Linked DNA regions of Homo sapiens: region 2 is linked to region 1. A link is an interaction called in ENCODE POLR2A ChIA-PET data of the cell type or tissue named here. Cell type or tissue: GM12878. All regions are shown on one strand. Each heading gives the region's core, and the rest is flanking DNA. Links, peaks and the distances in the headings are about the cores only.

What was found. Peaks named below come from ENCODE experiments on the same cell type or tissue, not always from the same donor. Only the 100,000 strongest peaks of a DNase experiment are listed, where the experiment ranks them.
Region 2: POLR2A ChIA-PET joins it to region 1 with 14 read pairs; 20 of 35 experiments call an interaction of 5 or more read pairs at or near these places.

The regions. Positions count from the first base shown.
Region 1 is chr14:73,293,324-73,298,704 of GRCh38, forward strand. NUMB (NUMB endocytic adaptor protein) reads right to left here. Exons shown (of 13, transcript NM_001005743.2): 7 at 3,888-3,962. Among named protein-coding and RNA genes, the nearest start is that of PAPLN-AS1, 50 kb to the left of the region's middle. In GM12878, for the core only: a CTCF peak has its summit at 2,067 (motif pointing right); a DNase peak (open chromatin) is centred at 3,248.
Region 2 is chr14:73,469,150-73,474,530 of GRCh38, forward strand. No RefSeq gene overlaps it. Among named protein-coding and RNA genes, the nearest start is that of NUMB, 13 kb to the left of the region's middle. In GM12878, for the core only: a CTCF peak has its summit at 3,141 (motif pointing left); a DNase peak (open chromatin) is centred at 3,126; H3K27ac peaks cover 402 bases.

The DNA.
Region 1 (5,381 bases), core at 249-5,248:
TACCCGATCCAGTGAAGTTACTTCAGATACTGTATTTTTCAGGTGTGGAATTTCCACTCGTTTCTTTTTCTTTTTTTTTTTTTTTTTTTGGACAGTCTCACTCTGTCACCCAGGCTGGAGTGCAGTGGCGCGATCTTGGCTCACTGCAACCTCTGCCTCCCGGGTTCAAGCAATTCTCCTGCCTCAGCCTCCCAAGCAGCTGGGACTACAGGCGTGTGCCACCACGCCCGGCTAATTTTTTTGTATTTTTAGTAGAGACAGGTTTCACTGTGTTAGCCAGGACGGTCTCAATCTCCTGACCTCATGATCCACCTGCCTTGGCCTCCCAAAGTGCTGGGATTACAGGCACGAGCCACCGTGCCCAGCCATTTGTTTCTTTTTCATAGTTTCTATTCTCTGCCAAGATTTCTATCTCTTCATTCAACATGAACATATTTCCTTTCTGTCACTGAGTATAGTTATAATGCCTTCTATACACTGTTTTCATTTCTGTTAAGGTAGCAGTCTACTTCAGTGTACCATTTTCTGTACTAGTTGTGGTGATGCTATAAACACAAAACAATACAATGACTCAAATACAAGAGACATTTATTTCTTGGTCAAATAGTGAAGGCGGGCATTTAAAATCTGTCTGCTAATTCCAACATCTGAGTCATCTTGAAGTTAGGTCTTTATTGATTGTTATTTTGATGAGAATAAGTCAGACTTGTCTGTTTTGTTGTATGCTGAGTAACTGCATTGTAGTCATTGTGAATGTTGTATGTGGAAAGAATGGATTCCGTTACATTCCTTGGAAGTGTCATATTTTTGGTTTTATCAGGTAGCTAATTTGATTATACTCAAATGGAAAACTCTTATCTTTTGAACAGCACCTCAGACATCAGGGCGTTTTTGTTCTTTTTTTGAGACTGTCTTGCTCCGTCATCCAGGCTGGAGTGCAGTGGCGCAATCACTGCTCACTGTAACCTCAACTCCAGGGCTCAAGCATCCTCCCGCCTCAGCCTCCCGAGGAGCTAGGACTACAGGTGCATGTCACCATACGTAGGTAATCAAATATCAGTTTTTATATCCTTAGTTGGGCTATTTGGAGTCTGCCTTGAATCTACATGGCTAAAAGGGTCAGAGATTTGGGCAGAATTTATGAACAGAATTTGGGACTACTCCTTTTTGGCTTACTCATTTCCAGGATTCTCTTTTTACTTTCTTTTTTTGAGATAGTCTTGCTCTGTCGCCCAGGCTGCTGGAGTGCAATGATGCAATCTCAGCTTACTGCAACCTCTGCCTCCTAGGTTCAAGTGACTCTCATGCCTCAGCCTCCCAAGTAGCTGGAACCATAGGCACGCACCACCATGCCCAGCGAATTTTTTGTATTTTTAGGAGAGACAGGGTTTCAGCATGTTGGCCAGGATGGTCTCAAACTACTGGACTCAAGTGATCCACCCGCCTTGGCCTCCCAAAGTGCTGGGATTACAGGTGTGAGCCACCACGCCCAGCCTCTCTTTTTACCTTCTAGTGGCTACTGTTGCCTCAAATTCTGTCTTCTGCACTTTGGGACGCCGAGGTGGAAGGACTGCTTGAGCCCAGGGGTTCGAAACCAGCTTGGGCAACATAGTGAGAACCCATCTCTAAAAAAAAAAAAAAAAAAAAAATTATCTCAGCCTAGGAGGCTGAGGCTGCAGTGAACTATGTCTGTGCCACTGTACTCCAGCCTGGGTGACAGTATAAGGCACTGTCTCAAAAAAAAAAAAAAAAAAAAAAAGGTAGGAACACTATCAGAATCAAGATAGACATGAGTTGAGAGGTGGGATAGCAAGGCAATCTGACAGAGCTTCTTGCTCAAAGGTTAAGGGCTTCAGATTTCAGCTTCTGTTTCATAAAAATTTGTGCAGATCATGGCATGGTGTTATCACCAATACTGATCCCAACATGGTATTAGTTCCCGCTTATAGTGAAATACAAGGTGGGAAGATGGTCCCAATGGTGACAAGCCACCAATGACTACTAATTACTACTATTCAGTGTGGAAAAAACTAAACTAATGAATGCCAGTGGTGTAAGTAGCCACAAGGGGGCAATATCACTTTCCAACTATTGTATAAAACAATTAAATACATAGCTTTCAAGTATAACAAATTTCATCCAAACACTAATGAAAACTACACAAGTTCCAAAAAATAATTAAAATGATCACTGTTTCCAACAGTAATGTACTAAAAGTGAAGACTATTGCTTCTCTTGAACTTAAAAAAAAGTATGCAATGTAATAAGGTCAAATAACTAAAATGCAGCTATATTAAACCACTTGAAATTTACCAGGCAAGTTGCCTATCAAAACTGCTTTTTACCTGCCAGACTTTCTCCCCTTTCAGTGGCATTTGAATTTTTTTTTTTTAATTATCTTCTTGTTAAATTTCTTCCTGACTTTAGGTATTCTAGGAAATTTTAATTAACAATTAAATGTACTTATATAACACCCTATGCTTTCTAGGGGTAGAGCTGTGTGTCTATTCTTATTTAGGCATTTAGGATCACTGTCTCTCAAATGCAAAATGGTACCTATGATTTGAGATATTATTTGGATTCTAAGTAAATGTTAACCAAAGAGCCATTCACTAGTCCTTAAGATGTCACTTAAATTGAGTTTTGAGTCAAAAGCCAGGTTAATTAGTTCAAATATCATTTTCTTAAAATAGTGTTTTCTTCAGAGCAAGAAGAAATTTCAGATGTGGAGTCCATCTTTTTTTAATTTTAAAACATGGTAAAAGGATAGTCTATCATCTATTGTATCAAATTTGTGAGAGTGGAAACTTATTAAAAAATATATAAGAACAAAAATAGGCCACGAGCGGTGGCTCATGCCTGTAATCCCAGCACTTTGGGAGGCCAAGGCGGGTGGATCACTTGAGGTCGGAAGTTCAAGACCAGCCTGACCAACATGGTGAAACCTCATCTGTACCAAAAATACAAAAATTAGCGGGGCATGGTGGTCTGTGTTTGTAATCAGCTACTTGGGAGGTTAAGGCAGGAGAATCGTTTGAACCCAGGAGGTGGAGGTTGCAGTGAGCTGGGATCGTGCCACTGCACTCCAGCCTGGGCAACAAGAGTGAAACTCCATCTCAAAAAAAAAAAAAAAAGAACTCAGATCTTAACACTAAATGCTAATGCTTAGTACCTTAGACATGCTATGTCATGTAGAACAATATGTTGAGAGAATACTATTTCTCATAAAGTAAATGAGTAACTAAAGTGGTTTCCTGAACGTTAAATAGTCTCTCAGGAGATTGTACTTTGGACTAAGTGGAAGGATAAAGCTTCAACAATATAATACCCTTCAACAGCTTAAGGGTATTATATTTGATCATTAGAGATTTTAAAAAACATATGAGCAGTCCCATTTAAGCTTATAAGAATCTTACCTTAGGCCAGGCGTGGTGGCTCACTCCTGTAATCCCAGCACTTTAGGAGGCTGCCGGTGGATCACCTGAGGTCAGGAGTTCGAGATCAGCCTGGCCAACATGGTGAAACCCCGTATCTACTAATAATACAAAAATTAGCCAGGCGAGGCCGGGCGCAGTGGCTCACACCTGTAATCCCAGCACTTTGGGAGGCCGAGGTGGGCGGATCACCTGAGGTCAGGAGTTCGAGACCAGCCTGACCAACATGGAGAAACCCCATTTCTACTAAAAATACAAAATTAGCTGGGCATGGTGGCACATGCCTGTAATCCCAGCTACTAGGGAGGCTGAGGCAGGAGAATCGCTTGAACCTGGGAGGTGGAGGTTGCGGTGGGCCGAGATCGTGCCATTGCACTCCAGCCTGGGTGACAAGAGTGAAACTCCATCTCCAAAAAAAATAAAATAAATCAAAATAAAAATAAAGAATCTTACCTTAGTTTTTTCATCCACAACTCTGAGTCCATCTGCTGAGACCCACAGAACTGCTTTAACTGCTTTCTTTCCAGTCTTTTAAGAGAAACCAAAAAGGGGAGGGGGAGATACACATATATAATATTAAAAAAATGTCATCTTCCACAGAAAACACTGACTCTGCCTTCCAAAAGTCACAAGTACAGATGGAGTCCAAGTTCAGGAGTGGTGCCCAAACCCAGATACTCAAACCAAACTGCAGAAACATTCAGGAAAAAACAAGCCAAAGCCATTATTTTAGAAACACAACGCAAAACAATAAGATAAAATTAAGTAAAAGGGAAGTAACAGATGGAATAAAAACCAAGATATCACATTCCATAAAGGGCAAAGAATTCATAACTAGATTCTTCACCCATTTAAAAAAATCAACCAAGAAAACCAGAGTCAGATAATTATTAAATACATAAGGAGTTACACCACAAGTAGCGTCCACAAGTGTATTTAGAGCAGGAAGTAACATGTCTAAATTGAGATGTTGACCATTCTACTATCCTATGACCCCCAGTATGTTATAGCAGGACCCTTGGTCACCTAAAATTTTCACGTTAAAAACACAGTAAGTCTTCATTATTCTATTAACAGTCTTTAAAAAGCCATTATTTGTTCTCTCAGAGTTAACACAGACATTTTTCCTAATAATTTTTTTTTTTTCTTGAGACAGAGTCTCACTCTGTCGCCCAGGCTGGAGAGCAGTGATGCGATATTGGCTCACTGCAACCTCCCCATCCCGGGTTTAAGTGATTCTCCTGCCTCAGCCTCCCGACTAGCTGGGATTACAGGCACCTGCCACCATGCCCGGCTAATTTTTGTATTTCTAGTAGAGACGGAGTTTCACCATGTTGGCCAGGCTGGTCTGGAACTCCTGACCTCAAGTGATCCGCCTGCCTCAGCCTCCCAAAGTGCTGGGATTACAGGTGTGAGCCACTGTGCCCAGCCTCTAATAATTTTAGAGACGAGGTCTCACTGTGTTGCCCAGGCTGGAGTGCAGTGGCTATTCACAGGTATGATCATAAAGCATTACAGCCTTGAACTCCTGGGCTCAAGTGATCCCCTTGTCCCAGCCCCACGTGTAGCCAGGACTACAAGTGTGCACCACTGTACCCAGCCTTGGCTTGGTTTTTAATTTGACATTAAATTCATGGAGACATTTTGGGGACACAGGAAGATTTAAAAACTACTGAAAAAATAATTTTCTTTTTATTGGCTCAGAAAATACTTTTTGGCACATGAGAATCACATGAGAACAAGCTGATGCATAATTCCTCCTGTGATGGAATGTAATAGTAATTTAACAGTGTCCTTTCTTTTTAACTGCCTCAAGGATACAGCAAAATAAAACAAAAGCAATATGAAGGCTGAGAATAGGTATCAGATTATCATAAAAAGTATAGATCAAAAGGAATCTGGTGCTAAGGTTGGCGCAGCAGCCTCTAGAAGCGACAAGGGAGACTT
Region 2 (5,381 bases), core at 127-5,126, 180 kb after region 1:
ATCTCAAGAATGGGCATGTGACTGCTAAGCAAGCTCTGTGGGAGAGCTCAACCTATAATATTACAAGTGGCATGCGTAAGATCAACATGAACTCATCTCTCAAATCCCCAAATCTTAGGTTTCAATGTCTCTTACAAAGTTCCAGGAGAGTTAAGCTTAGGACCAATATAAAGGAAGACTACTCCAAACTGTAGGTAGTAAATGCATGGCACTCATTACCCAGGGAGGGAATACAATCAGAATACAGAAAAAAAATCAGGGCAACATTTATGAATTGCAGAGCCATATATGAGTAAAACTGGATGGATCTTGAACTACTCATTTTCAACCCTAGTCCTATGTGAAAGTCTCATGTCTCTCTCCTAGGTCCTAGTATTCCAACTCAGTAGGTTGGAGTGGGGTCTGTATATAGTTGCAAAGCTCCCCCAGGTGATTCTGATTTATAACCAGGTTTGAGGACCACTACTTGAATAACTTGAATAACCTTTAACCTGCTGGATAGGTCTGACCCAGCCTGGTCATCCTTACGGTCCTAATTGTCAAACTGCTTGGTTGATGAATGACAACTCAAACAGATACAGCTGTATACCTGCAACATAAGAACAAACTCCAGAGCAGTCATTAGACCCTGAATCTACAGATCAAATCAAGCAGTATAATAATGCTCTGGTCCCTGGCTCATTTAGAGTCTTCTCCAAGATCTCTAAGTCTTTCCCACCTTAGGGATGAATCAGCGGAGGCACTTAAAACAAGGTACTACTTTTGGAAGGAAATATTCAGATTTGCTTATAAGAATAAGATGCAGACTTCTTTTTTCTTTTCTTCTCTTTTTTTTTTTTTTTTGAGATGGAATCTCTCTTTGTTCCCCAGGCTGGAGTGCAATGGCATGATCTCGGCTCACTGCAGTCTCCACCTCCTGGGTTCAAGCGATTTTCCTGCCTCAGCCTCCTGAGTAGCTGAGATTACAGGCAGGCACCACCACGCCCAGCTAATTTTTGTACTTTTAGCAGAAATGGGGTTTCCCCATATTGACCAGGCTGGTCTCGAACTCCTGACCTCAAGTGATCCACCCACCTCAGGCTCCCATATTGCTGGGATTATAGGCATGAGCCGCCGCGCCTAGGCAGATGCAGGCTTCTTTACATATTTCTGTCACGGCTCTTTTTGCACAATGTTTAACACAGTACTAGGAATTCGTTTATTCAGTAAACATTTATTGATTAAAAATTAGTTACATACCCAATGCCAATAGTTTGTTGCTGAGGATATAAATAATTAAATAAGGCAGTGATAAAACAGACCAGATGTGATCTCTAGCTTCTTAGTTACCTAATAAGCTCTCAAAAATATTCTTTTATCATAGTGGCTGGATACAGTGTAAAACTCTACCTAAGGGTCATCCTACCCTCTTAGGAACACAACATTTAAGTTCTTTCGAAGACCGAGCTACCCTGGGGCCAAGAACAACTATAAAAAAAGTGCCTACCTTTTCTTCTCAAATGTACCTACAAGTGAAGGTTAAAAATGAACTTCTGGCTGGGCACGTTGGCTCACGCCAGTAATCCCAGCACTTTGGGAGGCCAAGGCAGGCAGATCCTGAGGTCAGGAGTTCAAGACCGGCCTGAGCAACATGGAGGAAACCCCCGTCTCTACTAAAAATACAAAATTAGCCGGGCGTGCTGGTGCATGCCTGTAATCCTAGCTACTCAGGAGGCTGAGGCAGGAGAATCGCTTGAACCCAGGAGGCAGAGGTTGCAGTGAGCCAAGATTGCGCCATTGCACTCCAGCCTGGGCAACAAGATCGAAACTCTGTCTCAAGAAAAAAAAAAAAAGAACATCTGGAGAATGAGAACTATGCTATATTCATCTTTGAATTTCCAGTACCAGGTACAGTACCTTGCACATAGTAAGTGTTCAGTGTTTTAAATTTTTTTTTTTTTTTTTTGGAGACAGAGTCCCACTCTGTCACAGGCTGGAGTGCAGTGGCGCGATCTCAGCTCACTGCAACTTCTGCCTCCCAGGTTCAAGCAATTCTCTTGCCTCAGCCTCCCGAGTAGCTGGGGCTACAGGCATCTGCCACCACACCCGGCTAATTTTTTGTATTTTAGTAGAGATGGGGTTTCACCATGTTGCCCAGGCTGGTCTCAAACTTCTGATCTCAGGCAATCCACCTGCCTCGGCCTCCCAAAGTGCTAGGATTACAGGCGTGAGCCACCGCGCCTGGCCCAGTGTTTTTAAATTTTAATTAATTAATTAATTTTGAGACAGGGTCTGGCTCTGTCACCCACGCTGGAGTGCAGTGGCCCCATCTCGGCTCACTGTAACCTCTGCCTCCTGAGCTCAAGTGATCCTCCCACCTCAGCCTCTGAGTAGCTGGGACTGCAGGCATGTGCCATCATGCCTGGCTAATTTTTGTATTTTTTTTTTTTTTTGGTAGAGATGGAGTCTCACTATGTTGCCTAGGCTGGTCTTGATCCTCCCACCTCGGCCTCCCAAAGTGAAGTAATTGCAGGCATGAGCCACCGCACCCAGCCTGTTCAGTGTTTTTGAATGAGTGAATGAATGAATGAAGCTGGAATCCCAGTTCTGCCACTAACTGTGTATCTTTGTACAAGTCACAGATTATTTGTAACCCTTTTTTCATGACTGGGATAACAACTACCTTGCTTATTTGTTGTTATGTGACTGGAGGTCATGTGTTCTAAGAATCACTGGCAGCTGGGCATGGTGGCCTGTAATCCCAACATTTTGGGAGGCTGAGATGGGAGGATCACTTGAGCCCACAAGTTTGAGACCAGCCTGGGAAACAGAGGGAGACCTCATCTCCACAAAAAAATTAAAAACTAGCTGGGTGCGGTGAGCGCGTGCCTATAGTCCCAGCTACTGGGAAGGCTGAGGAAAGAGGATCATTTTTGAGCCCAGGAAGTCAAGCCTACAGTGAGCCATGATTGCACCACTGCACTCCAACCTGGGCGACAGAGTGAGACCCTGTCTCAAAAAAAAAAGAAAGAAAATTGGCACTCTGCCTGGCATTCAGCAGGTGCTCAACAAATGGTTGTGGTGATGCTGTATGGTTGTTACTCTGAGAACGGAGAAGCAGAAGCTTCCAAGAACCAACTTGTATGGTCAAAGTGACATCTAGTGGTAAAATTTTAGAACACACACCAAAAGCACAGTCAATTGCTGGTTTGAAATTTAAATTGAGGAATGACTAGGAACTAACAGGGCACCTGATTTACATAAGTACAGTAACATTATTTAATTCTCACCAGTGATTTTTTTTTTTTTTTGAAACGGAGTCTCACTCTATCGTCCAGGCTGGAGTACAGTGGCGCGATCTTGGCTCACTGCAACCTCCGCCTCCCAGGTTCAAGCAATTCTCCTGCCTCAGCCTCCCATGTAGCTGGGACTACAGATGCTGGCCACCACGCACGGCTAATTTTTGTATTTTTAGTAGAGATGGGGGTTTCACCATGTTGATCAGGCTGGTCTCGAACTCCCGACCTTAGGTGATCCTCCTGCCTCAGCCTCCCAAAGTTCTAGGATTACAGGCGTGAGCGACCGCACCTGGCTTCACGAGTGATTTTCAATCCTGGATGCAGATTAGAATGACGTGTGAAGCTTTAAAAATCTACTGGTGTCTGGATCTCACCCTTGGAGACACCAATTTAACTTGCAGGAGGTGTGACTCAGGCTGTCACATTTTTAAACTGCGATTTTAACATGCAGCCTGGTTGGGAACCACATGCAAGAGACCCATGAGATAGTCTTCTTCTCGTTTTACAAATGATGAAAGTAAAAGTCAGAAGGATAAAGTAATTTTCACAAAGTCACACATTTATTATTAGCAGTAGGTTATTTGAACTTGCATCTACCATTTTCCCACAATACCACGTTGCTTTGCAGAGGCTTTTGGAAGTCTGATGTGCTCCACTTAGCTTCTGTCTAGGGGAGTCTCAAACTCAGAAGCGTTAGGAAATTGCATGGTGCTGTGAGCTGAAGCCCTCCAAACAACAGTTTGGTGTTGATGGGATAGTGTGGTCTAATGAAGGCACTAACTGCCTGATCCTCTCTCTGGATTCTTTTTTTTTAAGACAAGGTCTTGCTTTGTTGCCTAGGCTGGAATGCCGTGGCATGATCACAGCTCACTACAGCCTTGAACTCCTGGGCTCAGCTGGGACCAGAGGTGCATGCCACCATGCCCAGCTATCTTTGTATTTTTTGTAGAGATGGGGTTTTGCCATGTTGCTCAGGCTGGTATTTTTATGTTTTGTAGAGACGGGGGTCTCCCTATGTTGCTATGAACATTCATGTCAATTTCAATTTTTTAAAAATTATTTCAAAAGAAACTCATTGTAATTGTTTGTGTTAAAAAATGATAACTTGCCCAGGTGCAGTGGCTCATGCCTGTAATCTCAGCACTTTGGGAGGCCAAGGCGAGTGGATCACTTGAGGTCAGGAGTTTGAGACCAGCCTGACCAACATGGCAAAACCCCGTCTACACTAAAAATACAAAAATTAGCTGGGCATGGTGGTGGGTACCTGTAATCCCAGCTACTCAGGAGGCTAAGGCAGGAGAATGGCTTGAACCTGGGAGGTGGAGGTTGCAGTGAGCCAAGACTGTGCCACTGTACTCCAGCCTGGGCGACACAAGACTCTGTCTCAAAAACAAACAAACAAAAACCTTAAGCATACACATTAAAAATCTACCAAAACTTTTTAAAATTGAGTTTTGGCACTTCATTTTTAAAAATATAACTGGGGTCTCAAAAAGGAGTAACGAGGCCGGGCGCGATGGCTCACGCCTATAATCCCAGCACCATGGGAGGCCGAGGCCGGCAGATCATGAGGTCAGGAGATTGACACCATCCTGGCTAACACGTTGAAACCCCGTCTCTACTACAAAAATACAAAAAATTAGCCGAGCTTGGTGGCGGGCCCCTGTAGTCCCAGCTACTCGGGAGGCTGAGGCAGGAGAATGGCGTGAACCCGGGAGGCGGAGTTTGCAGTGAGCCGAGATCGTGCCACTGCACTCCAGCCTGGGCAACAAAGACTCCGTCTCAAAAAAAAAAAAAAAAAAAAAAAAGAGTAACCAGCTTGCTCTTGACCTCTGAAAGGCTCTGTTGCTGCCTCCAACAAGAAAAGCCCATTTTATCCAATTAGACAACAAATCCCCAAAGTCAGAAAAACCACGTGATATTTGCTGGCATATCCATGATGACTACTAATTATGTATTTGGTAAATGTTTGCTGACAATATAGCCCATCAAGAAATGATGGGAGGCCGGGCGAGGTGGCTCACGCCTGTAATCCCAGCACTTTGGGAGGCCGAGGCGGGCGGATCACGAGGTCAGGAGATCGAGACCATCCTGGCTAACACA